2 separate regions of the Homo sapiens genome follow, and region 2 is linked to region 1. A link is a loop called in an ENCODE intact Hi-C map of the cell type or tissue named here. Cell type or tissue: K562. All regions are shown on one strand. Each heading gives the region's core, and the rest is flanking DNA. Links, peaks and the distances in the headings are about the cores only.

Region 1 (12,264 bases), core at 1,990-9,989:
TGCCTGTGAGTTAGGCATGTCAGGCATGAAGCTGTGAATGAGAAAACTGAAGTTATGAGACCGAATGATCTGTCACAGGTACTAAGAGGCCACGCTGGTGTTAGAACTCATGTCTATCCTTAGGCCACAGAGGCAGGAGCAAGGGCCTTAGGGAGACTGTCCTGGCTACAGACCGGGGTCCATGCTGGAGGAGTTGGAAATATGGTTGCTTACATAGTGGCATCAAATTAGGAAAAAGCTCAGAAGTCACAAAGAAAAGGTTAGACTAGTGTCAAAGGTAGATTATTTTTCTTTCCACACTATTGCCCCTTGCCCCACACTTCACCCTTCCCACATACGAAGAAATATAGAAACAATTTTTTTTCTTTAGGCAGTGCAAAATGTTCAACTCTACTGCTTTTAAAATTAAGAAATGAGATTTTACAATCTTTTTTTTTTTTTGAGATGGAGTTTCACTCTTGTTGCCCAGGCTGGAGTGCAGTGGCGTGATTTCGGCTCACCGAAACCTCTATCACCCAGGTTCAAGCGATTCTCCTGCCTCAGCCTCCTGAGTAGCTGAGATTACAGGTGCCCATCACCATGCCCGGCTAATTTTTTGTATTTTTGGTAGAGATGAGGTTTCATCATGTTGTCCAGGCTGGTCTAGAACCCTTGACCTCAGGTGATCCACCCGCCTCAGCCTCCCCAAGTGCTGGGCTTGCAGGCATGAGTCACCATGCCCAGCCAGATTTTACAATCTTATTCAAAAAAATGTATTAACACAAAAACCATTTCAATTATGTATTTTAGTCAAGGAGGATAAGAGGAGCAGGAAAAATGAAGGCAGGGGAGAGAGGTGGAAAGGGAGAAGATGAGCAGGGGAGACAGGAAGAAATATTTTGAGCAGAAGATTAGTGATGATAAACTATCCTTATTCTACTGCTGCTATTCACTTGCGCCCCAGGCTTCGAAATGGATTTTTGCCTATTATGTCTGTCCTTTGAAAATCAGGATAGCTGATTGTATCGTTAGCCTTTAGGAACCCAGACTTCTAGTGTGAAGGAAGAAAGTGTACATGTGCCGCTGGCCAAGGGCAGAGCACACACAGAGCCTTAAATGAAAACCAAGAAGAGCCAGGATTATTTTCTGCAAAATACAATGTTGAGCAGAGTCCACCTCCCACAGGACGCAATGCCCTGCGGGTGACTTGACCACTGGGAAAGAAGGGCAGTGGCCAGGGTCCCCACACTCTTCATCCGGGGCCTGATATCATGAGGTCTGACTCAGTCTTCACTAGAAAACCCATAATCTCCTTGAGTCCCAAGTCTTCCTTGACCAAGAGCTGTGAATCACTAAATTCTAGACGAGAAACAACCATTCCATTGCATATCTGTTTTTCCGTCCTAATTCCTAAATTTTAAAAATAATGTCTTCTCTGTATTAAAACCACACACATGCAGTCAATCACTAGCCAGAATAATGGTGCAACTTTATCAATAGCACTTTTAGGAGCTATCAAATACTTAGACGCTATCTCACTATTCTCAGGAGTTTGGTGCGACAAGATGCTTCTTCCTGTGTTGTGAAACACAGACTGACATGATGGAACTGAAAACGTATTTTTCAATGCCTAGAAGCGTCTATGCTTTATTACTTTCCTTCAGATAGAAAAGGTGAGAAACAGTGACATATACCTTGCTTCATGGAATTACAATCCCTGGCAGTGATCACGTACACCTTCCTCAAAACATTCTTTTGAGGCTGGAAGGGAGGAGAGGCGATTCTCTTATTTGACAAAACGGAGAACAAAGCAATCGAGTTGTTAGTCAAAGTTCCCAAAGTATGTTAATGATGATATTAAAATAATTTTACACTTTAACTGTATTGATCTGCAGACCAGAACTCTTTCCATTCATCCAAAAGACACATATTGATTTATTAATTTTTAGTGATTATTAGGAACTATTCTACCATCTGGGGGTGCAAAGATGGATATGAAAGACACAGCTCTTAGGAGAGGCAGAGAAGTAAACAAAAGGTTCAAAGGCTCCTTCCGTGAGGGTTTTGTTCCACTTCTCTCAGTCTCTGTGTTAGTGGAAGGTAAGGATGGGGGGAACTGAAAGGCTAAAAACAGGGTTGAGAGCAGATGCCTGGGCTGCCTTGTGTAGCAGTCAGCACCTAGGGCAGCATGGGCCCTGGGAGATGTGGTTAGGAAAAGGCCATTTTCCTGATAGAGTAACCTGCTTTTTCTGAGACAGGGTCTCTCTTTCTGTTGCCCAGGCTGGAGTGCGGTGGTACAATCAGAGCTCACTGCAGCCTTGAATTCCTGGGCTCAAGTAATCTTTCTACCAGAGCCTCCCAAGTAGCTAGGTGTACAGGTGTGTGCCACCACACCTGGCACATTTGTGTGTGCCTGTGTGTGTGTGTTTGTGTGTGTATAGACAGAGTGTTGCTATGTTGTCCAGGCTGGTCTTGAACTCCTGGTCTCAAGGGGCCCTCCTGCCTTGGCCTCCCTAAGTGGTTTATAGGCATCCACTGGGATTACCCAGTGGGGTTATCCACAGGCATGTGCCACTGTGCCCAGCCCTGAAGTCAGCCCAGAATAGATGAGAATGAGCTATCTACTGATGAAACTACCTTGAGAGGTAGTTGTGAGTATAATCCTGAGGAGTGGAGAGCAGGAGAACTACAACCAAGGGGACCAGAGAACCTTGAGGCTAAAGCTCAAACCAGACGACCTGCATTGCAGCCTGTCTGAAATCATGCAAGGAGGCAGGAAGGGAGTGTGCGTCCAGTCGTGTGACCCAGCCCTGACCCAGGCAGAGGGTGTCCTGAGCCCTTCCCTTACAGGAGCCCTCCATGTGCCAGCATTCTGACCCATTTCAGGTGAGTTTCCTGTGCTGAAAATGAGCAGACATCTGTGATATAACCTTTTAACATGCTCCAATACCCTCATCCAATGCACCTTGCTTTGATCCCATCCCACCAAGCCACTGAAATTGGTTTATCCTATAGATTTTCATAGGAAAGAGGAGGTGCTGTCTCACAAATATGACCAATAACCACTCAGCAGTAATAAATCTGACTGTTACTTGACATGTCATCCCTGGTTAATATATTTTCTTGTGAACCTGATAGGTATGCATCAGATAACCAGGAAGGGAACTAGTAAAATCCAATTTTCAGGCCTGCAAAGCTGAAGACCAGAAATGGGACTTTCCAAGGTAGTTGTAATTTTCTTGGCCACCCTAGTTCTATTATCTGGAGTGCTGTCTAACATTTAGTTAGGTGCTCAATAAATGTTACCATTATTACTACAAAAATATTCCTATTTGTTTGTTAGTTTATTTTTACGGGCCAGGCACGGTGGCTCATGCCTGTAATCCTAGTGATGGCAGCAGTGGCCCGTCTGGAGCAGCTGCTGCAAAGACACCTACTGCAAAGTGGGAGGCACAGCCGGAACTGCGCCCTCCATGGAGCAGGTGGAGCTGGGAACAGGTGGGAGGGAGCCCTGCCTCCTTCCGAGTTGGCAGGGTGGGAACCCCTCCCTCTGTGGCTGCAGACCCAGGGATCGCTGCGCTCTCAGGGACCTGGGAAGCCCCCCTTCCCCCGCAGGCTCAGAAGTACCTGCTCTGGCTGTCTGGTCTCTGCCCACTTTCAGGGCCTGCTCTGGGGTGGAGCAAAGTTGTGGCTGAGCCCAGGCGCTGCTGTGACCTGTCTGGGTGTGTGCACACTCAGGGTGGCACTGACACACCAGCCCCCAGCTGCCTCAGCCCCCTCCAGACTTTGGGCACTGATGAGCACAGGAGGGAGGCCAAGAAGGGGCCGAGGGTGGCTCAGCACAGGCCTGCAAGCACCCCTTGGCATGAACAACCTGGGTGCTGCGGATGACATGTAGACAGCAGCAGGAGGCAGACAGGCTCCTGGGCGGAAAGGGGCCGGCCCCCAGTGAAGACCCACCCTCAAGCCCCAGATGGCCTGAAGCCTGGGGGTGGGAGTGTCAGGTCTGGGTGGAGTCCATGGCACAGAGTGAGAATTTATGGTGCTTTTTCTGGCCCGCCCATGGCTGTTCTTGGACCAATCAGCAGGCACTTCCTCCCTTCTGAAGCCCATAAAAACCCCCAGACTCAGCCAGACTCACAGAGACATCGGGACTACCAGCTGTAGGAAGGAGCTACCAACTTAAGTTCTCCTGGACTGGTCAGGATGACCTGCCTGTGGAAAGGAGCTACCCACTTCAGGTCTTCTGAGAGCTGTTCTGTCGCTCAGTGAAGCTCCTCTCCACCTTGCTCACCCTCTAGTTGTATGTTTCTCATTCTTCCTGGATGCAAGACAAGAACTCAGGACGCTTCAGGACTGAAAGAGCTGTAACACAAAGAGGGCCGAAACACACTCCTCCTTCTCCCCCACCCCAGTTAACCACGTTGCAGGTGATGAGAAGGAGAGAAGAGCTGCCATTCTTTGGGGAGCCTGGACCTAGGGGCTCCCTGAGCAAAGGCTATGACACCATCTTTGGGGCTTCGTGGTTCCTGGCATCTCCAAGCTTCTGGGTGCCACCATGTTCCCTGGTACCCACAGTGGAAGCTGCTTGTGGTACGCCTGGTCCAGCTGCAGCCTTGTGTGGAGCTGGTGCCTGTGCTGGCTCCTGGAGCTGTTCACCCTGCTGCAGCTGGCATGCCTGGCTGTGCGCAGTGGCCAGACCCTGTGCTTGCTCACACACCCCTTGCTGTTCTGCACCTGACTTGCCCTTGGCAGGCATGGGATCCAAGCTGGTAATGTGATCCAAGCACAGCTTGCAGGGCTGAGTGGCTGAAACGAGCCCAGTGGGCCCAAGCAAAACTCGGGCTAAGATGCCCCCGGCCACAGAGGTTTCCGGTTGGAAAAGCGACACCCTAAGGATCCTGTGACACCAGTACTTTGGGAGGCTGAGGCAGGCGGATCACTTGAGGCCAGGAGTTCGAGACCAGCCTGGCCAACGTGGTGAAACCCTGTCCACTAAAAATACAAAAATTCACTGTGTGTGGTTGTATGTGCCTCTAATCCCAGCTACTTGGGAGACTGAGGCACAAGAACTGCTTGATCTTGGGAAGCAGAGGTTGCAGTCAGCCAAGACTGCACCACTGAATTCCAGCCTGGGTGACGGAGTAAGACTCTGTCTAAAAATATATATATATATTTATGGCCAAGGGAATTTTAAACACAGAAATACCACGTATGTTTAAGCCATTCATCTCTACATACCTGCAAAGTAGCATGTCCCTTGAAGGCAGGGACCTGACCCAATGCCCTGCACATACAGGTGCTCCCACTGGGTGCTGTTAATAAACAGCCTATCTGGTGCTCAAAGCTGCTAAATTATGAAAGAGGAGACCAAGTCTGTCTTCTGTTCCTATCTCTCCTCTTCAGCATTTTCCTGCTTCTATTTGGATCCATTGTCTTCCCCTCTTAATACCCAAGTAGGCAGTTCGAGTTAAATTCCTACCTTCCTGAGAGTCCCTAAATCTGTGCCGCTCGAGCAGCACCCACACCGTATGTTTAACACTTCCCTGCCTGCCCCATCACAGCCTGCACCATAATGTCCTATATCGTCATTGAAAAGGATGGAGAGGGAACAGCTAGGCAACTGTTACAGTAGGATAATAATTGGAAAGGAAGCCTAAATGCTAGCTTTCAGGAATGATGCCAGCAATTTTAAGGCAGTATAAGAAGTTTCAGTCTGATATGAGGGAGAGGGAGTTGTCTTGATTTGGAGAGATTTCTCCTCTCCCTTCTTCTTCACTCTAAAACCACAAGTCAATCTAGAAAAGTTGGTGGTGTGTAGTTTGGTAAATAAGTTCAGCCTTTGACATGAAGATTAACCTGGTTTGACATTGATTGATTGATTTGACATGCAGATGACCTGAGATTGGTGCTCCTGTCAGTCTTAAAAACAAACAAACAAAAATCCCTAAGCTTTGAACTTGACCTAGTTGTTTACCACATGTGTGATTCCAGGCTAGCTTCCTGTCTGTAAAATAAGGGTAATTGTAATGCTTCCCTTTCCTATTGCACAGAAATGTGACGATAACGTAAGCCATTCTACATTCTAACTATGTGTGTGTTGGGGAGGGAGGGGGGAGGGATCATGTCTGTTTTGCTTCCTTTATTTCCATATTGTTTGGAAGATGCTCATTAATACTTGACTTAATGAACTGTCAGGTGGGATAACCCTTCCCTGTTCCTCCGTTTGGAGGGCAGATAGAACATGATGACTGGAGATGCATGAAATGTGACTAATGTCTCTGTGTAATCAGGACTTGCAACACCCTGATTGCTCCTATCTGATTCTTTCTGAACAAAACAAAACAAAAGAAAAACTTGACTTAATGAATAAATGGTGGAGTTGGGTGATTTCCACATCATTGATGTCCAAGCTTTAGCGTGCATCAGGATCACCCGAGGGTCTTGTTCAGACTCGACTGCCAAGACCCACCTAGAGAGTTTTTGGTTCAGGAAGCCTGGGGTGAGGCCCAAGAACCTGCATCTAACGACTTCCCGGTGTGCTGTGGCGCAGCGGGCAGGGACGGAGGCGCCCAGGGGCAGGCGGCAGCACGGGAAGAGGCCAGCAGGTGGCGCGGTCGCCCAACCCGGCCGCCCCCCGGGCGCCGAGGGAAGCGGGTCAGGGGCGTCCCCACCTGCCCAAGCGCCGGCTCTCCCAGGCAGCAGGGGCGGCGGCGGCCTGGCTGGCTGCGCTGCAGAGCGGAGAGCAGGAGCGGCGTGGGAGGAATTCGGAGCACTTTCGCCGCCTGCCTCCTTTTACTGCTGGTTGCCCTCAAAGGAGCCCTCTCCCTCCACACGCCTTTGGGCCTTACCAGCCGCCGGAAGCGGCGGCATCCATCCCAGCAAAGCGTGCATTCCATCCTCTGGAAAAAAAGTCTTTGAGCTTCCTTTACAGTGACCTTACTTTGGGGACTGAACCGTTGCGACTAAGAAAACCCCTCCTCAAGTTTAATGGAACGATCACATGACACGTGGTTGACGAAGCCATTCCCTCCTTGCTACTTGCCTTGTGTGATACACTGTCACGGCCCGGGCTTCTGGCTTGGTGGAGGGGACACCACCGCGGCTCCGGCTGCGGACTTCGGGCTCCTCCCCTGAGCCAGGCGGAGAGCGCTGCCCGCTTTAGAGAACTGTTAGGCGGCTGCCGGGCGACAACGCGGGAAAAGTGCCTTACACAGCGTAAGGGCTCAATCCACATTAAGGAATTAGGCAGGAAAAAGTGTCAGTGAATAGCCAGTGACAGTCCCTTAGGGAAGAAATGAATTTGGGTTTAGCTGTCCAGTAGAACTCTGCTGTCTACACTATCCAGCACAGTGGTCCCTAGCCATAGGTGACCATTGAGCACGTGAAATATGGCAAGGGTGATCAGAGAATTGAATTTTAAATTGTATTTAATTTTCATTAAATTTAAAGTATTAAACCGCACAGGTTTAGCAAAACGCCTTGCTGAATTGTGAAAAGATGTCCCTTAAGCCTTAGGGCATGGCTGGCAACGGATAAGAGGTAGTTAAATCTCTCTGCCTAAAAAGATATAGGAATTTTAGGGGATGGGGCAATCTGACTAGCAAGGAATGGAAGAGAGGTTGGGGGGAAAGGGCCAGAGGCATTGCGAGGAGTTAGTGACTAAGCCAATCAGAAAGGAAGTCAGTAAAACCCCTCTGGTGGCAGAAATGACTCAAGGGGAATTTAAAAACTGGAATGCGTAATATTCAGTCTGAAGTCGTTTACTGAGCAGCAGAATGATGTTACTTCTGTCTGTTGCCCGTCCCTTCAGAAATGTCTGCTTAACACAGAGCCTGGAGGTGGCAGCAATTAGGGAGTGACGAGATGACAAGATGTGGGGGTGTCCAGTGGGGGTGATTCGTTCACGAAAGGTGAGAGCAAATTCTGGAGGGAACAGGAGAGAGAGAAAGAATTCAGCACAGGTAGGATCTAGGGACTGAGAGACTGCGGTGATATTGTCAGGAGGACGCCTTTTCCGCTGCAGAGGGGATAGAGATTTTTGAACCACTTTTAATTAAATCTTAAAGGTAACAGCAGCTCCAGCAAGTGGGAGGACTTGAACATCCAGGTCTTTGCTTCAAAGCATTTCTTCAGATTAATGCTTCCTGACTTAAATAACCTCACAGAGCAGGCATCTCTTGAAGGGCCTCACTGCAGACTGCAGGTGTGAGTGAGAAAGGAGGCCAGGAGGGCTTGGGCAATGCTGCAGCAGGCAGACAGGAAGCAGAGGCACCGGTGTCTTGCTAAATTTATAAAGCGTAGCATCATTTTTTCTGGACTTTTGTCTCTCTCTGTGGTGTCTAGCAATAATGAACCACTGTCCACCTGCTCCCAATTTCTGTAGGGGTGTGTGTGTGTGTGTGTGTGTGTGTGTGTGTGTGTATGCAAAGCGAGGTGCAGCTTCGGTGCCAGGCATACTTCATGTGCTGCGACACAGCACCTCCTAGTCATTATCTCTGCTGCTGTCTTAGAAGATAACTCCTGAGGGTGATAATGTGGCATCAAGCTCCTCTTGCAAGTGATTCCATGACAAAACTCTCAGATCATGCCCTGTCCACCACCCCTTCCCTGCCTGGAACCTAGAGGTAGATCAAACATCACCTCTTAGTAGCCACCTGTGACTCGTAGCCCCAACAGCTGCCTCTCTGACCAGGAAGCCTTTGCATAGAGAACCGGGAAGGGAGAGAGTGTAGGCTTTCCAAGAGAAGGGACTTGTGTTTTCCCTGGTTCCTCTGTTGTATCCAAGTAAAGCTAGTTCTCTAGCTACTGCACGTGATAATTTATTTGATCCTGTTTTTGCCCACAGGATCTCCCAACCACTCCTTACTGTACCCTCTACCTTCTAACCCTGTTCTGCGGTAACCTCCTTGAAGAAACGTCACCTAGTGGAACCTCCTGGTGTCACTCTTGCGAGCACCCTCATGTACATCAGCATGGTTGCTCTGGGCAACTCCCAGTGGAGATGAAGCAAGTGGATAATCCCCAGTGGGGTTCGAGAGTATCACATGTTTTTCCAAAAAGCTCCCATTAAAATAAATATATTACCTGGCAGGGAGAGGAGAATCGCAGCATTCAGCTGGCAGACTGGCAAGGAATATTCCATCAGATTGAATAGAAGTCACTGGTCTAGGAAGGGAAGCTTCAGGGAAGAGAGTTTTTTGTTGTTGTTGTTTTTTGTTTTTTTTTTTTTTGAGATGGAGCCTTACTCTGTCACCCAGGCTGGAGTGCACTGGCACGATCCCGGCTCACTTCAACCTCTGCCTCCTGGGTTCAAGCCATTGAAGAGAGTATTTTTTAATGAGGGCAAGATGAGGGATGGAGGAGAAGGATGGAGAGGGATGAGAGGGAAATGGGAAACTAAAGGGTGCCACTCTCTGAAAGGGGCTATGCAAGAAGAATGATATTTTGCATGAGATACGGAGGAGAATGAATCTTGAGATTTTTAAAGTGAGATTAACATGGATTCAAATTGTGGCTCAGCCATCATCTGTGTGACCCCCTTGGGGGCCCATCTCAGGAGGTTTATTTTCCTCATGGGTACAGGAGGTCATTAGGATCTCATGAGATTATTTGTGTAAAGGTCACACCTTAGAAGGCCCATGCATACATCACGTTTGCTTAAGATTGACCACTTTTCCTGCCACAGGAAGGAAAAACAACAGCCACAGCAAAGGCCAGGAGAAATCATAGTGTGCATTTGTGTAGTTGTTATACCTCTCAGAGCACTTTCCTATAGGTCATTACGATTGCCCAAGTTCTAACAAGCTCAAGAGGTAGAGAGTCTCCAGCAGCGCCCCTGCTTGTAGAAAGCGGCATTAAGATCCCATTCAGCTTGGTGGTGAACTAGAGCAGAACTTTCGGGTCTTTTCAGCCCTGAACCTGGTCTGGTTCTCAAACGCTTTTTGATAACCCATGCCCTACCTTTAACCCTGGCATGTTTAGTGCAGTTAATTAGTTGGGCAGAGCATAACGTATGCACTTTTGAGAGACATTGATTGTGTGTGGTTAATTGGGAACTTGTCTGAGTGTGTGGTGTCTGTCTGCTGTGCACTGTGAAAGGCAGAGTCTGCCGCCTTTGCAGGAAATAGGCAGTTGACACTGCTGTTTTCCTGCTGTGCCAAGCCAGCCAGAAGGAACTTTGCCAGGTTCTTAAGGGCTTCTGGGCCCAGCTTTGCTGATAAAGATACAGTAACCTGAAGTGCTTTGATGAGGCTGTGTGCAGATTAATTCAGGTTCAAGACTAAGTTGGCATGAACTGAGCTTTGAGTGATGGGTACGAAAAAGAGTACCAGGTACTCACAAGGCAGGGACAAAAAAGCAAAGTGTGTCCCAGTAAGGGAGCAACATCACTGACTACCACTCTTTTAGTACAATGAACACACCGTCTATGGAACAATTACTATGTGTCAGGCACCGTGCTGGGTGTTTTTCTTATATGATCTCTTTGAATCGTCACAGCAACCCTATAAGAAACCATTTATGTCACTCGGAATTGCAGATGAGGAAGCAAAAGCTCTCTTAGCAAGGTTGAATAACTCGTCTAAGGTATGTAATAGAAAATACGGAGGCATCATTTGAATCTCAGGATTTCTATCTTCAGATCATTTGCTTCTTACACCTGCACTACATTGTCTGTCACCAAACTGATCTGACAAATGACCCAGATCACAATATGGATTGGCAAGAGAGGGGGAAATATCTTATGGTGCGGGTATTTTGTTGGACAGGGTTGGCCTATCTCCACAAAAAAGGCCAGGTCAGTTCTACTGCACCAAGACAGGATTGCAAGGGCTGGGGTCACACTGTGCCCTCCTTTTTAAATCCCTGGAAAAATTCACAAGATCCCCAGTGGGGTTTGAGAGTATCACATGTTTTTCTAAAAAGCCCCCATTAAAATAATTACATTATCTGGGTGGAGAGAGGAGAATGGCAGCACTTCAGCTGGCAGGCTGGCAGCCTGGCAAAGAATATTCCACCAGATTAAGTAGAAGTCCTGGTCTAGGAAGGGAAGCTTCAAGAAAGAGAGTATTTTATTTTTATTTATTTATTTATTTTTGAGACGGAGTCTTACTCTCTCACCCAGGCTGGAGTGCATTGGCACGATCCCGGCTCACAGCAACCTCTGCCTCCCAGGTTCAAGCGATTGAAGAGAGTATTTTTTGATGAGGGATGGAGGAGAAGGATGGAAAGGGATGAGAGGGAAATGGAAAACTAAAGGGTGGCACTCTTTGAAAGGGGGTTTGCTAGATTACTTTGTCCGGGGTCCTCAAAGGAGCGGGCTGAGCGTTGGGACGGGGTCCTGGTAAAGAAGGAGGATGCGCCCAGGATAATCATATTATTATGAGTTACCAGTTGCTGAGCACTTATCATGAACCAGGCATTATGCTAAGTGCTGCCTATGTCTCACATAATCCTCATCATAACATCATGAAGTGGGAACAGTTATATCCGTTTATCTATGCAAAAACTGAGACTTAGTTTGAGTAACCTGCCTGGAGTCTGTCCGGAAATGCTGCCGCTGTGATTCAAACCCAATTTAAAGCTAAGCCTCTCAACCTCGATGCTCTGCTACCCACCATTCTAGGCAACCAATAAATGTGGCTGAATTGATTTGGAGATTAATTATCACCACCACCACGCTTTCCCTAATAATAATAGGGCCTTGTGAATGTGTGGGCTCCCAGTCACCAGAATGGCTCACTTAGAGCCTGAGAGATCACACCCTGGGGGAGGTTGGACAAAACCATCTCAGCAGCCCCACCAGATCTATCAGATCTTTTGATCCAGTCAACTTTCAGGGTAAACAGGGTCATTTCAGACCATCTGGAGAAGCATAATGGCAATTCTTAGAAAATCTTTGGTAGCTCTCTGAACTCTAAGAAGCACTTCTTAAGCAAACCTCTAAGCTGTCTCTACCATCTTATGGCCTTTTTCTCTGAGACCAAGTCGAAAGGAGCTGGGAGCCAGGCCGGTGCATTCCTCCCCAGGCCCTTTCTTCACCATTCACTTCTGAGCACTCTATGCTCACCGTTCCATAAAGAAGTCTCTCTCTTCCTGGTTGATCTTGCCTCAGCTCAGTCTTTCCCTCAATATTAAGCTGAAAACAGGGAAATTCAATCAAAGTGAAGGCTTCCTTTACCCCAGCAGGTCCTACAAGCATTTAATAAGTTGCGTGGAGATGTAAAAATAGATCATGAAGCGGTTGATAAGAATAACATTTCTTGCCAAGAGAGCCCTTATGCA
Region 2 (12,264 bases), core at 2,654-10,653, 280 kb after region 1:
ACCCCGATGGCTGAGGCAGAGGTGCACTGGAAATGTAGCCAGTGTTGGGGTTTTCAGAGGTAGGCTGAGTGAGATAATTGAGGAACATATAGTCTAGAGTTCAGGTTTTATTCCACAGAGGGTGGGAAATTATAGGGGTCTTTAATCATCAAAAAGGATGAAAAAAATGCCAAATCCTCTTTTTAGAAAGTTCACTTTGACAGGAAAAGAGAGAATGGATTGAAGCCTGGAGGCAGGAAGTTGATTCCTTCTTTCTTTGTACTCACCCAGCTACCCACTGTCTTTCCATCTGTGCCTCTTTCTGTCCACCGGGCAAACAAACACAATTGAATGCCTGCTTCCGAAAATGAGCTTGACAATCAGATAGGCCTGTGTTTGAAAGTTTGAAATCTTGCCCTGCCTCCCATCCATCTGTGTGACTTTGGGTGAATTATTTAATCTGTCAAGAATCCAAATATATCACCTGAAAAATGGGACTAATAATACTGTTCTTTGCAACTTCATGGGTTTGTTGGGGGGATTAAACGAAATAATATTTAATAAGTACTCGGTGCTGCACCAGGAGCTCATGAACACTCAATAATGTTTAGTTATTTTTATGAATATTAGCAGGTTGTAGGTACAGATTTGGGAGCCATCTTGATATTCGGAATTGGTAAAGCCAAGGGTATGAAGACTGTCACTAGGATGGGATTCAGTTCAGCGGAAAACATGCCACTTACAGAGCCCTGCTGGGTCGTGTGGGGCGTGCAGAGGGCTGAGCCTCCAGGAGTTTGTAGGTCCTTCATACCAGGCTATGTGCTTTCAGTGCTTTAGTCAGCTCCAAGGTGGAGATTTAGAAAAGCTTTTTGGAGCAAGTGGGATTTGAAATGGGTCTTGAAGAATGAACAGAATTAAAAAAAAAAAAAAAAAGAAGAAAGAGCAGGACTCCAGCAGGGAGATGCAGAGGGCAAGGGCTCTTTAGGCTCAAGTAGTGCGTCGTATGGGAGTTTGGAGGCAGGAGAAAGAGCATGTATATTAAGGGAATTGGGGGAAAGTGTATAGGTGTGGAATATGCAAGCCCTTTAAGAGCATATAAGGAGAGAAAAAGCATAGAGGTGTCATTTACTTTTAGCAGAGAACTTTAGATTCCATTTTGAGGATTTGGGACTTTAATGTGGGAGCTACTAGAACACAGTAAGATGTTGGGCTTGTATTTAGAAAGATTAATGACACAGCTGTGAGTGAGTAGGAAGAGGAAAAGGAGGCAGAGAAGACCACTCAACTGGCTATTTATTGGAAGAGGGTGAGCAGAATTCCTTGAACCTGAACTGGGGCCCTGGGGAAGGAAGGGAAGGATGAGGTAAAAAGCTTTGTAGAAATAGAATTGGTGGAATTCAGTGACTCATTTTTTAGTGGAGTGAGATGGAAGAGAGGGGTCTGCAGCCTGAGAAACCTGGTAATGAAACTGCCATTGAGAATGGGCAGTCGTGGGAGGAGGTCTGGGAGGAAAGATGTCCAGCTCTGTGTTCAGTGTGGGGCACTCATGAGACATTGTCTGGAGGAAGCATCCACCTGGCAGCAGGTTGTTGGGTCAGGCTAGCGACTGTGACCAGGGCCGGAAGCAGGTAGAGGAGTCTCTGCCTGGTTGAAGTTAGAGAAAGCTGGAGACGGCCAGGGAGGTGACAGACTCACCTTTAGGGAAGGATTAATTGCAGGCTGGGTAGCAAGAGTTGAGACAGTAGTTGAGACCGGCAGAGGAGTAGAAGAGAGGTGCTTGTCATCAGGGAGAAGTTTCCAAGAACAGCACAGATGATCAACAGCCTTAAGAGCACAGAGAGATGGTATAAGTTGTTTATTGGCTGATGTGTTGAAGGCAGCATTTTAGGTGTGTAGATCTTTGCATGGTGTGTGTAGAGTGGGCTAAAGTGGGACTGCTGGGCGGTGAGGAGTTCTCATGCTTTGATCATTTCATGTGAGATTCGTGTGGTTTTGGATAGTTGGAGTCAGTTCTCCTCTGGTTAGAGTGTGTTGCCAACCTCTTGCTTGAAGCCAGTTAGCAGGGATTCTGGGTTTGGGGAAGGATGAAGGAATCTCCTTTCCATTCCAGGGTCTGGAATTTGTGAGGAAATTACACAACGGCTGGGGGGCCATTGTGTCTGAGATAGGCATGTACTTGATTGTCATCCTTTTTCTAGTTCTTTTTGAGACAGGATCTCATCATGTTGCCCGGGCTGGTCTCAAACTCGTGGTCTCAAATGATCCTCCTGCCTCAGTCTCCCAAGTAGCTGGGATTACAGCTCATGCCACCACTCCCAACTTCTCTAGTTATTTTTTGAGCAAACTATTATAGTTGGGACTAGAGGGTAGAGGTCCTCGTTGTTCTAGTAACATAATCCTAGAAGACAGTTTAAACCTTGGAATATGTGGTTACGGGCTTGAGTTGGCCCTAGAGCAAGGAGGCTCACCCCAGAAAGACGTGTGTTGGCACCTGCTCTCCACGCTTCCCCAGGGGTTGTGCACTCATGGATCTGCCTGCCACCAGCCCCACGGCCTGGCATCTCTAACCAAAGTAAAGGAAGGTACCTTCCTTTCTCCAGAGTTTATGGTAGCAAACGAGTTTAGAGAGTAAGGATAAGGAATGGGTGGGGCAAAAACGGGAAGAGCCTCTTTTGAAAGAGGCATCTTGGGCCTCCCCCAATAACAATTATTGTTAGTATTAGAAATGAGATTTTAAATGCAAATTCTGTTTTAGGATGAAGTGGAACATTGGGCCTTGCTTTTCTCCATACATATTTGGGGCACATTTATCTTCCTTTTCTCTGGTCTCCTTTTTTTTTCTTTATCAGTTTCCTTCCAAAAGTTACCGCACTGCCTGCCCCCAGCTCCCCTCCTGCCCACACTCGCTGGTTTAGGCTCTTGGGATTTGTTGCCTTTCTCTCTGCTAAGGATGTCCAGGTGGAAGGTTTTGCTGAAAGGGGCATGGTTTTCATTGCAAATGGGGCCAATGGGACATCTGAGGTCACAGCTGCATCTTCATGCAAATGACAGTGTCCCCAGCCCTGCACCCCACTCCCCGAGGGAAGGCTGGGATGCAGCCTGCAGGGGGGTCCAGGGTGTTCCTGAAGCCTGACCCAGCTGAGAGGCTGCTGAGCAGGTGGGCAGGACACCCCAGCAGCCCCGTGCAGGCTTTCCAATCTCACATTTCCTTTCCTTCCCATTTCTGCTGGCACTTTCTACTTAGCCTCTCCCTTTCTCCATCTCTTTCCTTTCTCCACTCTCGGAAGCAAAGCAAACATTCAACTGCATTCAGTTTCTCTCTCCCTTCTGTCTCTCATCTCTTCTTCTAGTCCATTGAAAACGGAAGTGAAATATCAAATAGTCAATATTTTATTTGCAGCTTATAAGCCTTGATGTAAGTGGATTTGGTCCTGTGGGAAGTACAAGGTACTTATTGGGAATAAATGTTGGGGTAAGGGAATATGGAATGTGAGAACTTCGGCTGTGTGCATCTTTACCCTGGGCAGAGGAAGCAGGAACCCACATGGCTTCCTTACAAGGAAATAATATGGTGTGGGTGAGTTACAAATCAGAAGAGCTGCACTTTGTTTCTCTCAACAGTGGGCATTTAGCTTCCCTCTGTCAGGCACTGGTCTTCATTTTTTAACATAGGGATTATGGTACTTGCCATTACTCCCTTGGTGGAATGTTTTAAGAAATAATGCGTATGTGAAGGCTGTGAAAAATAGGATTGTAATTGTTATTTTCATGAACAAAAATATCTGAACAAAATATAGAAGCTTTGCATTTGCAGTATGTATAAAATGAGCTGATTGTATTGGATGGTCTCCAGTGAGCCTTTCAGGTATTAAATTCTATATGCCCCAGACAATTTTTGGCATATAATAGGGGCTCAAACAATAACAGGTTGGACGGACGGATGGACGGATGCATGTCTAGATGTCGATTGCCCGTTGGCTCGTGCGTCTGTGTCCACATGGGCACTGCTGCCCTCCCGTGGCCAACGGCAGTATTACGGTGCGGCAAGCCGCAGCCTGGGCCCCTCTCTCCCGGTTTCTCCCCAGCCCCTCACCTGGCTCCCTGAGCTGGCTCCTTTGGGCTTGTCCTTGGCCTCGATCACTGACTGCCTGCCTTTCCTCCTCCTTCTCTTTCCACCCCGCTCCCTCTCTCCATCTGCCGCTGCAGCACTGCCAGTAACTCCAACCGCAGCACGCCGGCCTGCTCGCCCATCCTCCGGAAGCGGTCTCGCTCGCCAACCCCGCAGAACCAGGACGGAGACACCATGGTGGAGAAGGGCTCAGATCACTCCTCGGACAAGTCCCCGTCCACACCGGAGCAGGGCGTGCAGCGCAGCTGCTCCTCCCAGTCCGGCCGGAGCGGCGGCAAGAATTCCAAGGTGAGCGGGACCCCGTTGAGGCGGTACCTCCTTGTCAGGGGCTGCGGGGAGCGATATTGGGGTGGTGAGCCGGAGAACATCTGCGAGGGTCCTCACGTGATGAACAGCCCTGATGGCTCAGAGACAGTCATTATCCAGTGAGGTGAGGCGGGGCAGGCAGGAGAGACCCTAGTTAAATATCTTCCCCGCTAAGCATTCTTGGTGGGCTGGGCGAGGTAGGGAGGCTCATATTTTTTTTTTTTAGATTTGGAGGGGAGACGCTCTGGGAATCATTAGGGGGTCATCTGCTTATTCCTGCTACCGTTTTCAAATTTGGTTCCTAGAGCCGGGGTAGAAGGCAACATTATTTGGGACATTATACTGCTAGGGAGAGTCCTCAGGGAACCTTGCAGAATGCTATTTTTAACCTCCTCCCCGGCCATCCTTCCTGCCTTACCTTTGCACTAATCCACTTGGTACTCACCTGGCAGAGAGGAGGGTGGCAGGGCCTTTCCATCCTCCCAAGGATGTCAGGACTGCCCCCTGAGTACCGGGGCCCTTGGCCCATGGATATGCCTAAAATAGGCCCCAGGGGGGCCTGGGCTAATTATGGTTCCCCAGAGATGTCTTCCCCACCCTCGGTCCTTTGGGGAGCAGGAGATGTCTTTGCCCAGGGTCTCCTTCAGGAAACTTCTCTTCACCCTGGGACCCCCAGGGCCTGGGAAGGGGTTGGGGACCCCTGGGAGGCATGGGAGCTGGCTTCCCACTTGAATTTGTCTTTTGATTTCTTGTTCTTCCTCTCCTCTTCTTCCCCACCATTTCCCAAATACCTTCTTTGCATGCATGGTCTTAGTCTCACAAGCGCCTCTCAAAAGTAAGCCATCTTTTGTCTCTGTCCTTTTATCTCCCCTCTAGTGTCGATCTGTCTGTAGTGCTCAGCACCCCCTCCCTCTGGCCCTGCCGATTCTGGCCCTTATATCCTGCTTGGTCCCTTTCCCAGAAGGGCCGGCCCCACTGTCCCCCGGCAGGCTGGCTTGGAAGTCATTGAAGGCCCATTTTCACTGCACCTGATGTCGGAGAACAGACCCTCCCCCACTCCCGACCCTGCACCCATGTCTGCCTGCTCCCTGGACACTGCCTCTGGCTGGGAGTTTATTCCCTCCTTACATGGTGCGGTCGAGAAACAGAGCCCTGCCTGGCGTTAGTTTCATTCCTTTGGGGCAGGAGACCCCATCTGGTTGTACTCCAGGCCCCTCCCCTTTGGTGGTTGATTCTGGATTGCCCAGCAGTGGTGAGTGAGGATGGCAGGAGGGCTGCGCTGACTGGGGGGCAGGGGTTCAGGTCGATGAGTTCATTGGTGCAGCAGCCACGCCCTCAGGAGCTCTGCCTGCGTACTCTGTTCCTCCCCACTCGAGAGCTGCTCAACCTGGGCACCCCTTAGCATTTCTAACCACTGCCCAGACTGGGGTTCATGGTGTGCTTAGGATCCTGAATCATGATCAGAGGGGAAAGCTGTTCTCCCAGAGGGTGGGGTGCCCATGCCTGGAGGTTGGCAAACATTGGCAGAACCTGGAGAGATGTGGCCAGTGCCAGAGTCTTTCCCGGGAGCCCAGGAATTCTGAGGCCACAGGAGAACGTGCAGCGAGTGGAGGGTGAGCGATAGGTGTTGTGGAACAACAAGGCCCATGGGGCAAGGAGGTGGGATGCAGCCCGAAGAAGGGGAAGCCGAGGATGACTTAATAATAGTCCCAAGTCTCTCCGTGCTTTGGGGAGGAGGAGGGTGAACAGCTGTTCCCTTTCCTAAGGGAAGCACAAGGGGCGACACGGCTAATCCTGTAGTCTGTGATCTTTAGACTAAATGCACATCTTGGCTGTGAGGATTTTAAATGGCCGTTCCTGGCTGTGGACAGGGAAGGAGGAACTTTACCTGGAGCGAGGAAGCCAGCAGGAGATCTCTGTGGGCTCCAGCGGCTCGGCAGGTGCAGGCATATCTGATATCTGGGAATGGGGTTTTGAAATGCCCTGTGGCAGCCCCCTCTTGAGTGCCTCCCACCTCTGGCCTGGTTGATGTGGGACTAGTGGGTGCTCGAGGCTCAGCTGGCAAGAGGGTGGATATGGCCTGACAGGGGCATCAGGCTCCCCACTCCCTGCTCCTGCACACTTTTCCATCCAGATTCTGTACACCCTAAGCCTGGCTCTTGAGTAGTTGGGGATGTTCTGTAAGCTCCGAGGTAGGATAAATCATTTGAGTGGGGCAGCCAGGACAGGCGTCAGGGACCAGGTAGAATTCTGAGTGGGGTTTTGGAGATGCTAAAAGGAGACATAATGAAGGGACTGAGAGCTGAGCAGGAATCAGGGGCCAAACTGGGCCTTTTCATAGGAACTGAGGAGGGAGGTGCTGGGGTGAGTGCAGGTCTCCTTTCCCCTGGGAGATTGGGTGGACGCCATGCCCATCCCTGGCAGACACATTCTGAGTTTTCTGACATTGGTTACCCACTTCCCCACCTCATTCTCCCACTGATCATTGCCATCGACACTTGCCCTGCCATCCTTTCAATGGAGTTAAAAGAGGACGGGCTTGTGCCAGGAGGGACACTGTAGCATCCCACGTGGAGCTGGGAGCCATTGCATTGGCCTGGGACGTGCATGTGCAGGACACACAGACTTCAGAAGAGGAACACAAGAACCAGTAGGGGAATTAGGTTCTTTGAAGGCCAGGGCCTGAAGTAGATGGTGCGGCAAAAAGAGGAGGTTCTGGTAGCGGGATGGGGACATGCCCCTCCCCGTGGAACATCTTCTGGGGTTAATCACATGTCTTCCCAGCAAGCCATTTCATAGCTGTTTTTACTGATATTGTTGTAGCTGGTCCACCTCACTCCCTGTCTCCTGGCCACCCCTAGAGGACACCATGCCTTATATTTTTTGGGCAAGCTGGCCAGTGCCTCTGCTTCTCCCTGGGGTCAGGTCCCATGCACGGTGTCTTTCTTCCCTTCTCTGGGCCTCAGTTTCCTCATTTGCTACTATGTAGGCATGGCACCAGGTGATCGCTAAGGCCCGACCCCTCTGGATCCATCATTGTGCTGTCCAGGCCGACCCTCCTAGGTGCAGTCCGGCCCCAGCACTTCCCTCCCAATGAGTTTGTGCTACCGCCCAGCTTCCGCTCTGTAGTGACAGCCTGTGGCCACCAGAGGGAGCGAGGGGCCGTTCTGCCGCTCTCCCACCTGCCCTGAGGGCGCTATGCAGCAGGTGCGGCAAAGCGCGCCTCCTCCCGCCCTGCTGCACACCTCCCCACCGCGGTGCGGGCATCGCGCTGGCGCTGTGGCACTGACCCTTCTTTGACTTTCCTTTTTTTTTTTTTTCAAATCTAATTTTTGTGGTTTTCTTTCCAGTATGACAGACTTAACCTGATCAAAGTAAGAATTGTTTTTTATTTCTAACTCCTACTAAATGTAGAGCTCTCCTAGTCCCTGCCCCCCTACCTCCTCCACACCCCGCACCTTACTTAATCTTCCAGACTCCCGGAGCCTTCGCGGTGGGAGATGTTTCTGGAAACCACCTCCCAGTAACCTGGGTCTGTTTCCAGGGGCCTTGCATTCCTTTAAGTGCTTGCTCTTCAGACCTTCTAGGAAAAATGATAGAAACGAGCATGTCCCCAACAGCTGTGTCTTTGTCCTGACTCCCTTCTTCCTCTTTGGCCAAATCCATGTGTTTATAAGCTGTCAGAGAAGGCTCCACTGCTGCTCCCTGGTTCTGTGCCTTCCTTCCCTCTGGCCTGGTCCTCCAGGTAGGGGCGCTACAGCAAACTAAAGCCAGAGGATGAGGGACGCCCCTTCTCACCCCCAGAGGCCGGCAGCTCCTCTGACTTCCCTGCCCCTGTGGGTCTGGGTCCTTCCCGTCTGGCAGAGCCTTTGGGACTCATTTCCGGGAATGCAGAACCACGGGGATTGAATGTGCCTCTGGGCAGAGTTCAGGGACCCCTGCCCACAGTGGACAGGCTCGGGGGCTGCTTTGGACGTGGCTGGAGGGGGGACCCATTTTTCCTGTGGCCCCTCAGTGGCAGCAGGTAAGAAGCTGCCTGGAGATTGCTGGTTCAGGGCAGAGCCTCAGCACAGTCCTACTCCTTGGTATGTTTCACGTTTCTTTTCAGTTCTTTAGTACATGTTCTTACCCACGCTTTACAAAAGAGCAAACATTAGATATAAGAGCATCACAGATCAGGTTAAAGACAGGACTGGCTTCCCTGCCTGAGGCTGTGTGTGACCCTCACACTTTGTTCCACATAGATTTGGAAGGCACAAGCGCCGATGTGCCAGCCCATGCAAAGGGACCATCTGCTTCTGTCTACCTGGGGCAGGAGGGAGCCCCGTGCAGGAGGAGTCACAGGCATCCGGGGTCCCCCTGTCAGCCCATGTTCCTGTTGCCCCCTTTCCTCCCAGCGTCTTACACGAAGGTCACGGCATTGAGACGAGGAGCTGGGAGCTTGGGAGATGGTTTCTCCGTTGTAAAGCAGGGATCTCGTGACCTGGGTTGCATTTGAGGAAGCACAAGGAGACTGTGGGGCTGCTGGGGCCGGCAGCTCCCAGAGCGCACCTTCCTACTGCTGGGAGGTGTCTTTTGTAATGAACATCTGCACAGCCTCTTGCCCTGTGGGCTTCGGATCAGGGCTTCTGTGTGAGGACGCAGGAAGTGAGCCATCCCTAGGCGCAGACGCCAGACGCAGCCTGCTTGCCCCATCCACCCCCTCCAGAAGGGGGTAGCCTTGGCTGCAATGCCTAGAGGCGAGTTTTCAGGTCCCGGACTCCCATGTGGCCGCACCTTTGTCAGGAAAAAATAGTTTTTAATATTTGGATTTGGGCCCTTTACCTGCTGAGACCTCTGAATTGGAGGTGGGGATGAGGCTAAGATGGGAGGGTGTGGCCTCTGGATGGACCGTGGTGACAGGTTGGGAAGTGACCCTGGAGAGCACCTTGCAGAGGGGGACTGGGAGCCTTGCTACTGGCCTCTAGTCACATCCTGGCCATCGAGGGCATGTGTGAGGACGAAGCTGCTCAGAAGCAGCCCCACCCACGCGAGGCCCCTCAGCCCCCTCCAGCTCCTCTGTGGACTGGTTTCACTGTGGGGGGTGAAGGTGGACCGTCTTTACAGAGTTCAGGTGGAATGGGGGAGATAGATCACATGGCCACTGGTCATCACCGCGGGCACACACCCACCCTTGTGCGTAGTCGCTTCCTTCCCTCTAGACACAGCAGACATTCGAGGACCATGGCTACTCTTGTCTGCCCTTCTGGGTTGGGACGCTTTAACACCAGGTGGAGGGGATCCAGACCTCTGGGTGGAGCTAAGGTATTGATCTGTGAGCAAAGCTCCCCCACCCAGCGATCCCTAAAACTGAAAATAATCTAAGCTCCACCGAGAGATGGAGCTTAGGCATGTGTGTGTGTGCATGCGCAAGTGTGTGCGTGTGTATGTGTGTGAATGTATGTGTGTATATATGTGTGTCTCTGTATATGTGTGTGTCTCTGTGTGTATGTATGTGCCTGTGTGTATATGTGTGTGTATATGTGTGGTGTGTGTGCATGTGCACATGTATTTGTGCATGTCTGCATGTGTGGGTGGTGTGTATGTGTTTGTGTATATGTGTGTGTACGTGTATTCGTGCGTGTGTGGTGTGTATGTGTGCATGTCTGTGTGAATGTGTGTGCACATGCGCATGTGTGTGTGCATGTGTGTGTGGTGTGTGTGAATGTGTGTGTGCACGTGTGGATGTGTGTGCATGTGTGTGGTGTGCACGTGTGCATGTGTGTATGTGTGTGTGCACGTGTGTGGTGTGTATGTGTGCGTGTGTGTGTGTGTCTGTGTATATGTGTGTGTACTTGTGTATTTGTGCGTGTATGTGTATGAGTATGTGTGTGTATATGTGCACACAAGCTTGTCTATCTGCGTGTCCATCTATCTTTCAAGGGGGATGTACATGAAGGACTACTGGCCATAGGGCTTGAAGACAGACAAGGCACGATCTTAGCTATCCCTCCTGTTCCCCTGAGACACATTCAGGTCCCCTTCCTCCTGGGTCTGGGAATGGAGAACACTTAAGTTCTGGAGCTGGGGTGGGGTCTGTTTTGCTTGTTCTGAATTATGGCACCACTGGGTTGGAATGGACCCTTAGTGATTATGTGCTTCAACCTCCTGCCCCACGCAGAACCCCCAGGCACTCCCCGACCATTGCAGTTTAGGTACAGCCCATTTTTTGGCGCAGGAGGGATTTACTCACCCGCCTGCTGAGAGTGCAGTTGGAGGGAGTTTTAGGTAGTCCCCTTTCTACCTCGAAAGTGTCCCACCCTGCCTTTTACAGGGGGCTGTCTTAGAGCAGAAGGCTGGGTTGGCCGCCATCAGCATTTTGCTTCTGGTCAGGGCCCATTTGGGGACTGGGTCTCCAATGCCCACAGCGCGCCCCTCACCCCATCAGAACCTTGCGATGGGGCTCCGACTCCCTTCCGGTTGAGCTCTAGCTGGTGCTGCCGCTGCCTGCCACCCCGCCCGCGGTGGGCTTCCAGCATGGACTGCTCCCGGGCCTCCTTTCTGGAACTGCCTTGAGAAAGGAGGACCCCTCCTGAGCAACCACATGGGAAGCATTCAGCTGCATTTGGACCCCTCCTCCCTGCCCACCCTCCGCTGTCTGTGTGCCCTTCCCCCTGGCCCTTCCCCCCATTTCTTCCCTGACTAATTCTACCTTCTCTTTCATTTTCTCTTTTCAGAAAAGCCAGAGTTGGTATAATGTAAGTATTCCTGTTTCCCTTCTTGTTGGGTACCTGAGAAATGGGAGGGGGAATGGAGGTTGGGGGAAGGGGTGTGGGGTGCGGTTGGGCTTTCCTGTGGGCTTCTTTCCTTGGCAGCCCCTTTGCTCCTAAACCAGCTGCAGCGGTTATTTTCTTCAGCAGGACAGGGCAGCCTTGGGGAGGGAGGATTGCATTCAGGGGACCAAGGAGGCGTGGCCAGCTGTATCCCCTGCCTCACCTAGGCTCTTAGACAAGGGTCTGTCAACCCTAAAAGAGGAGACCAGTCAGGGAGGGAGTGGCCATTCCAGACCCTGACAGAATTCTGGTGCTGGGGCAGCCTGGGGGCCTGAACTTAGTTTTCTTCCCTTAACATTTTGGGGCAAATGCAGCGAGAAAACTTTCCCCCATTGATAGAAGAGTCAACCCATGTGCTGGGATTTGACCCCTGTCCCAAGTACCCCTTCAACAGCTGCAAAAGCGTGCCCTTCCTACAAGGCCTCCTGGTGCTTGGGACTGTGGTGAAGGTGTGGCGTGGGGCCACTGTCTAGGTCATCCTGGGGCGCCCTGTGCAGCTGCTGCATACCTAGAAACTGTTGTGGGGTAAGCAGGCCTGGCAGAGGCCACCGCCTGTCACTCACACAAACTGGGTGGTGGGATTTGGACGTTTTCCTCTGCAGAGCAGCTGTCTGAGGCTCTCAGCTGGCCCCCGCCGTGTGTTCTGCTCTTTGGGGACTTCACAGTGGAGGGGCTGACCTCAGATGACCCTCTTTGCCTCTCTGAGCCTGCCCTCCTCACACCTAACTCTGATGAATCCTGGGAAAGCCATCTTTGCCCCCTCCCCGGACACACCAGGTTCTGCTGCAGCAGGAGATATGGGCATGGAGTAGCTGTGGCTGTGAAGGACAGAGCTGAGGAGGGTACTCTGGCCAGGGGATGGGCTGGAGGGGAGAGGTGTGGGTTTAATGTAGGGACAGGGTTGCAGATCAATTGTGTGGGCTGTGTGTGTTTTCCTACTTGGCGCTGGGCGGTTCCTCAAAGTCAGGCATGTGCTCACGAGCCCTGTGGCTGCCAACATCCTGCTGCCCAGTGACCAGCCCGTCCTGGGTGCTGTTG

What was found. Hi-C counts contacts between places; a loop is a spot of excess contacts. Peaks named below come from ENCODE experiments on the same cell type or tissue, not always from the same donor. Only the 100,000 strongest peaks of a DNase experiment are listed, where the experiment ranks them.
Region 2: a loop joins it to region 1, with 5 times the contacts of the local background. A loop is called at or near these places in 8 of 110 quality-filtered maps.

Annotation. Positions count from the first base shown.
Region 1 is chr11:123,295,220-123,307,483 of GRCh38, forward strand. LOC124900305 (U8 small nucleolar RNA) reads left to right here and starts at 6,171; the gene lies at 6,171-6,304. RefSeq lists a silencer at 6,478-6,837. In K562, for the core only: a CTCF peak has its summit at 6,577 (motif pointing right); a DNase peak (open chromatin) is centred at 6,592; H3K27me3 peaks cover 2,113 bases.
Region 2 is chr11:123,573,182-123,585,445 of GRCh38, forward strand. GRAMD1B (GRAM domain containing 1B) reads left to right here. Exons shown (of 20, transcript NM_001387025.1): 3 at 4,186-4,396; 4 at 11,131-11,151. Among named protein-coding and RNA genes, the nearest start is that of SCN3B, 75 kb to the right of the region's middle. RefSeq lists enhancers at 2,598-3,099, 3,100-3,599, 4,198-4,735, 7,020-7,629 and a silencer at 5,936-6,158. In K562, for the core only: CTCF peaks have their summits at 3,994 (motif pointing left) and 7,572 (motif pointing right); DNase peaks (open chromatin) are centred at 3,980 and 7,580; H3K27me3 peaks cover 3,147 bases.